Linked DNA regions of Homo sapiens: region 2 is linked to region 1. A link is a contact called in ENCODE Hi-C or POLR2A ChIA-PET data. All regions are on one chromosome and are shown on one strand. Each heading gives the region's core, a stretch centred on a gene start or an enhancer-like site at or near the end of the contact. The rest is flanking DNA. Distances are from core to core; before and after follow the strand shown.

What was found. A loop is a pair of places that touch in the nucleus more often than their neighbours do. ChIA-PET counts read pairs that join two places held with the same protein, here RNA polymerase II (POLR2A). Pooled maps may share reads with other maps.
Region 2: POLR2A ChIA-PET joins it to region 1 with 22 read pairs in BJ. The contact joins two enhancer-like sites. A Hi-C loop is called at or near these places in 2 of 168 maps with a recorded cell type or tissue (aorta and endothelial cell of hepatic sinusoid) and 1 of 50 pooled maps. POLR2A ChIA-PET finds 5 or more read pairs at or near these places in 8 of 52 experiments (A549, BJ, Caco-2 and 5 more).

The regions. Positions count from the first base shown.
Region 1 is chr10:86,731,906-86,734,605 of GRCh38, forward strand. It overlaps LDB3 (LIM domain binding 3), which reads left to right. Exons shown (of 14, transcript NM_007078.3): 14 at 982-2,700. The coding sequence ends at 1,071. Among named protein-coding and RNA genes, the nearest start is that of BMPR1A, 23 kb to the right of the region's middle. Within about 2 kb of position 1,451, at least 9 of the 41 ENCODE cell types and tissues checked have a DNase peak (open chromatin) inside an H3K27ac peak, as active enhancers do.
Region 2 is chr10:86,774,062-86,776,761 of GRCh38, forward strand. The region is part of intron 1 of BMPR1A (bone morphogenetic protein receptor type 1A); the gene reads left to right. Among named protein-coding and RNA genes, the nearest start is that of BMPR1A, 19 kb to the left of the region's middle. Within about 2 kb of position 1,295, at least 2 of the 41 ENCODE cell types and tissues checked have a DNase peak (open chromatin) inside an H3K27ac peak, as active enhancers do.

The DNA of each region.
Region 1 (2,700 bases), core at 201-2,700:
TTTTGTTTTATTTGTCTTGCTAGATTAATATGTGTCTAGTGGTATCTCAGGGCAGTTTTTCTTGTAATTTTTTTAACTAATTTTCTTTTCTTTCTTTCTTTTTCTTTTTTTTTTTTTTTGGTAGAGACAGAGGCTCACTATGTTGCCCAGGCTGGTCTCAAACACCTGGCCTCAAACGATCCTCCTGCCTTGGCCTTCCAAAGTGTAGGGATTACAGGCATCAGCTACTGCGCCTGGAGTCAGGGGAGTTTTAATTTGCTTTTTCTTTAATTATTAGTGAGTACAATCTTCTCTGATGTGTTTGTTAGTTTACTAATGATTTTCTTTAGACGTGAATCCTCTCTGTGGTATATTGACTTGTGAACTTGTATTGACTCTATTCATGCTATTTTAGATAGCATGAATTGGTCAGCTTCATAGTGTATATTTTCTCTATTCCATTAAATTTAATTAATTTCATTTGATTTTATTCTGTTCTTCAGGAATCTTAGTTTTTATATAGTCCAACTCATGTACTCTGCTTCCGTCATTAAGAATTCATAGTGGGAGAAATAGGCTGTTGCCTTTTCTCTAGAATGCATGGGGCAAGGCTGTTTGTTTGTTTGTTTGTTTGCTTTAGACAGTCTTGCTATGTTGCCCAGGCTGGAGTGCAGTGGCACAATCACAGCTCACTGCAACCTCTGTCTCCCGGGTTCAAGAGATTCTTCTGCCTCAACCTCCCGAGTAGCTGGGATTACAGGCACATGGCAACATGCCCCTGGCTAATTTTTGTATTTTTAGTAGAGATGGAGTTTCGCCATGTTGGCCAGGCTGGTCTTGGACTCCTGACCTCAAGTGATCTGCCTGCCTTGGCCTTCCAAAGTGCTGGGATTACAGGACTGAGCCACCACGCCTGGCCAGGGCGTTTTCTTAAAAAAGTGATTGAAATCTGCTCATGCCCTGTGCCACGTGGGTCTCACGCAGGTCTGTTCTCTGCTCCAGGTCTGCCATGTGAATCTGGAGGGGCAGCCGTTCTACTCCAAGAAGGACAGACCCCTGTGCAAGAAGCACGCACACACCATCAACTTGTAGGCGGCCAAGGCCGCCTGTGCTGACGAGGCCCGGAGCTGCTCCTGCTGCTGGCAACAAAGGATTCGGGAGGCTGATGTTTCTTCTGAGGGGAATGGGGAGAGAGAGGAAGCGACTGAGCCCTTTGGAAGTATAATTTTAGGTTTTTTCTTCTGTACACAGATCGTGCATTTGCATAGTTCAGACTAGGAGCCAAATGAAGACTCAAAACCAAGCTAGTTATTAATCCAAGACTGGAATTGTACTTCAGACATTTAGAGCAGAATTCCAAGAACTCAAAAGTGAAAAGCAACAAGCAGCTTTCCCAAAGCGATACACTTGCTTTGGTCACCAGAGGAGGACAGAGCTTAGAGCAGCTGTGGAGAATCTGAAGCATTCTGCGGAGTTCTTAAGCGCTCCCCTGGCAAACAAATTGAAGTGCCAAACAGCACTCGCTGCAGGGTATTTTTAGAGTCATAGCTGAGAGCTTGTTAGCTAAGACCCATTGGGCTTTCCTCACCAAAAAAGGAAGTGTTATTCCATTACTAGCGTCATGGAGCTACCTCTGCGCATCAGACTTCAGACCTTGAACAAACTTAAAACCTTCTTGGGAGCCCGGACGTCCAAAGAGATGTCTTCTGGGAGCCACTGGGCAATTGCCAGGGCTCCAGGAAGGGCTCTGGCTCAGGTTGCAGACAGCTGAGAAAAGATGGCCCTGTCAGCCACCCTCTCTCAGTCTGAAACATCCAACATCCCCAGAAGGCTTAGCTCCTTTTTGAATTGTGATGGGAAAGTAGAGTTGGGTTTTTCCAGTTTTGCTCTGTGGTGTGTGAGAGATTTTTTTAAAGGCTTTGGGTTGTCTTTGGCCTTTGTTTAGCTTTAAGGGTTCGTTAGCATGAGTGTCCAGTCGTGTGCATGAATTTCACCCCAACTTGTGACTGCTCACTTATGACGTCTCCCCCAGTACCCTCCATCTCAAATAGGCTTGGTGGCCTGTGGAAAAGAAGAGAGACAGAGAGACAGTGTCTGAAACAGGATGGCAGAATAGGCTCACATGCCCAAACTCTGGGTGGGGAAGAGGAAACTTACTTTCTGCCACCCTCAGTAAGAACACACGAGGAGGCAGGACCTCCCACCTTCAGGTCTGCATCATCCTTTTCAAATGTTCCTTTAAATGCAGCACACTGAGTTTGTACAATTGTGTTAACTGCTGGAAGGGACAGATGCACTGATATATATGCATTTGCTGTTTTGGCCAATATTTTGAAAATGTATGAGCTGAGTTGATCTAGCTATTATTTAAGTATTTATTGAAGTAGAGGGGCCTTCAAACTACTTTATACTAGTGATAGTTTGAGTTAGGTAAGCATCTTAAAGCTGTTTGGTGATAAAGAAGGCAGCTTAGATTCTGTGGTTGGAAACAGTGTAGTCGCTTCCCTTTTTAGGAAGCCCTGTTAATATGCTCATTGAAAACATGGCATTGAAGCAGGCACTTGCGTGGATGTTTCTCACTTGAGCACGATATTTAGGCTCTCTTCCAACTCACTCTATTCTGTCCTCACTCCTGTTTTGGATTTTTCTCTTTGCATGTTTGAAATGTTTTATGGGAATGTATTAGAACTCTTTTCTTCTAAGGACTGAGACTTCCAGGGG
Region 2 (2,700 bases), core at 45-2,544, 42 kb after region 1:
GCTGGTCTCAAACTCCTGACCTCAGATGATCGCCCGCCTCGGCCTCCGAAAGTGCTGGGATTACAAGCGTGAGCCACCGCGCCCAGCCTTTAATTCATCTTTAAATGAATTGTCCCCATTTTCTAGGAGTTATTATCTTTTCTAAAAATAACATAACTTTTTTGGATTAAATTTAGATATCCTATTTATATCTTCAGCATTGAATCAATATTTTATTAAATATACATTAAGGGAGCTTCAGTGATACTAAAAGAGTGTGATGCTGTTGTAAATTTGCCATTGCTTTCCTTTTTGTCAATATTCAAGGATTGTCTTGGACCATGGGCCAAGCCTGAATTGTAAGAAGGAATGGTAAAGCATGGTAACCCATTAAAGGGTAAAGAAATTAAAAAAAAAAAATTGTCAGAGATATACTCTTTAAAGGGCCAGATTTTTTTTATAAGACTTTAAAAAGAATTGATGATTCTTATTTTACACAAAGATTTTTAGAGGAAAGAAAAAGTATGCAAAAGAGAAGATGCTCTTTGAAGCTGGCCATAACCCTGCTGCAAGCAAAATCAGACAAGGATGGACCAGAAAAAGAGAACAATTTCTATTCTCACTTATCGTGTATTTGTAAAATCCCAAGTAAAACACGAGCAAATTGAATCAAACAGTATATTGATACTATCGGATAAAGCTAGCCCAAGATTCAAGGATGATTTGACCTTAGGGATTATATTAGTGTCATTTACACTAAATAAATCTAAGGAGGAAAACAATACAACCATCTCAGTTAATGGTAAAAAATATATTAAATGAAATTAAGTAACTCTTTGTGATAGACTAGTTTTAAGAAAAGAAAGAACCTTCCTCAACCTGATAAAGGGTAATTTTCTACCTGGGGCGTGTAGCAAACCCAACGGGTAAAATACTTCCCGTGAAAGGAAGAACAATACTAAGTTCATTTTTAGTGTTCTTTTTAGTGCTGGAGACCCCAGCCAATGGACTAAGAGAAGCTGAAGCGAAAAAGTTGTAAATATTTGAAGGGAAGGTCAGAATGTGTACTGTTTGTTTATGCTCTTTGCTAAGCATGTAATCTACCTAGAAAAGCCAAGAAAATCGATTGACAAACTGAGAAAACTAATAAATGAGTTCAGTAAGTTGGCTCTACACGTGGTAAACGAGGAAATCCATACATAGGTTCCTGTACACCAGCAATAGCCGTGTGAGAAGTACTGTCACTGTCTGTTACATCTGATAAAACCTGCCTATTAATCTTTGGCCTGCTTGTCAGTTTCTTGTCCCAGACATGCTTTGAGTCATGAGGAGAGCACTCCAGGAGATGAGGCTTTCAGTTTCCTGCTTATCTCAACACGAAAGTCAAATGTTGTGAAGGGTGGACACAAGGCTGATGGTTTCATGACAGCCCCAGAGAGCAAAATTCATTCCCCCTGATGCCCATCTCACCCTGCTATAGAAAGTTTCATTTTTTGGACAGCATTTCCTGAGAGAATGTATCACTGAGTTTTCTGGAGACCTGAGGTCTAATCCTTAGTAATCTGCAGAAATACCAAAGGATATACTAAGGAAAACAGAAAAGGCATTCCTCTAAAAATAGCTAGTTTTTTTTTTAATGTAATAGCTTGCAGTAAACAATGGCAACAATACAGAAAACTGCTTTCCTCCCTACTCTCTTTGCTCTCCCCTCTGTGCTGTTTCCTTTTCCTTGGTAACCAGTGTTGTTACTGTATGTATCTTCCTAAGATTTTCTTTCCATTTACAAAAATGCATATCCATTTTTTGGTGCTTTGTACAGATGGCATCATGCATTGTGCATTGCAGCTTGCCTTTTTCACCTAACATTTTCTCTATCTCCCTCCTTTTCGGCTGCTCACCCTGGGGTTCATTTCCCCGCAGCTCTGTCTGTTCCCTTGGCAGTCCTCTCCCACTGCTCTCCAACTCCTGACACCTTCCATTGTCTCTCTTTTTCTATTTGCCTTCTTGTTCTTAAGGATTCTTAAATGTTTTAAGCAGCCTCTGTTCCCCTTCTTAGACTAATGTTTTTAAATGGGTAAAATACGTAAGACTTGTGAAGGAAAACAATTATTTTGAAATATAGCTATTAACATTTTTAGATATAGTAATACGTTTGTTCTTTTATTAACTTATTAAATAATCCAGGGGTGAGTATAACAACTGCCCTAATTTTTAGATGCTGATGAGCATAAATAATGCTTTGAGTTGCCTGCAGCAAGTAGTTTGATGAGAATATCTGATTTGTTTTTATTACAAAGTCACAGGTGTTGCTAATACTACTGTGTATCCTGCCTACTCTCATAAGTAAAGAAAAATTCAAAGTTCGGTTAGTGAAAATAAAAATGTAATCTTTTTCACATCTAAGGTTATGAACCTCTTGAATTTTGTGAGGCCATGGGCTTCTGAATAAGAACTTCTGCAGTTGAAACTTGGTTCACACTGGAGGACACTGATTGTTTTTTGTAGTCCACTCAAGCAGTGGAATTTTCTGTTGCAGACCCCCTTTCCTTGGGCCTGGAGGGGTTATCCTTTACCCCCTTTGCTACTTCCAGATCACTCTCCCTCCCACCTTCCTTAACATCAAATAGAAAACATGATATTCAATCTCATGATACATCTTGTAGTTTTCCATGGAACCTTGACTGACTTCCTTCTCATTTAATGAAGATTTTGTCTTATATG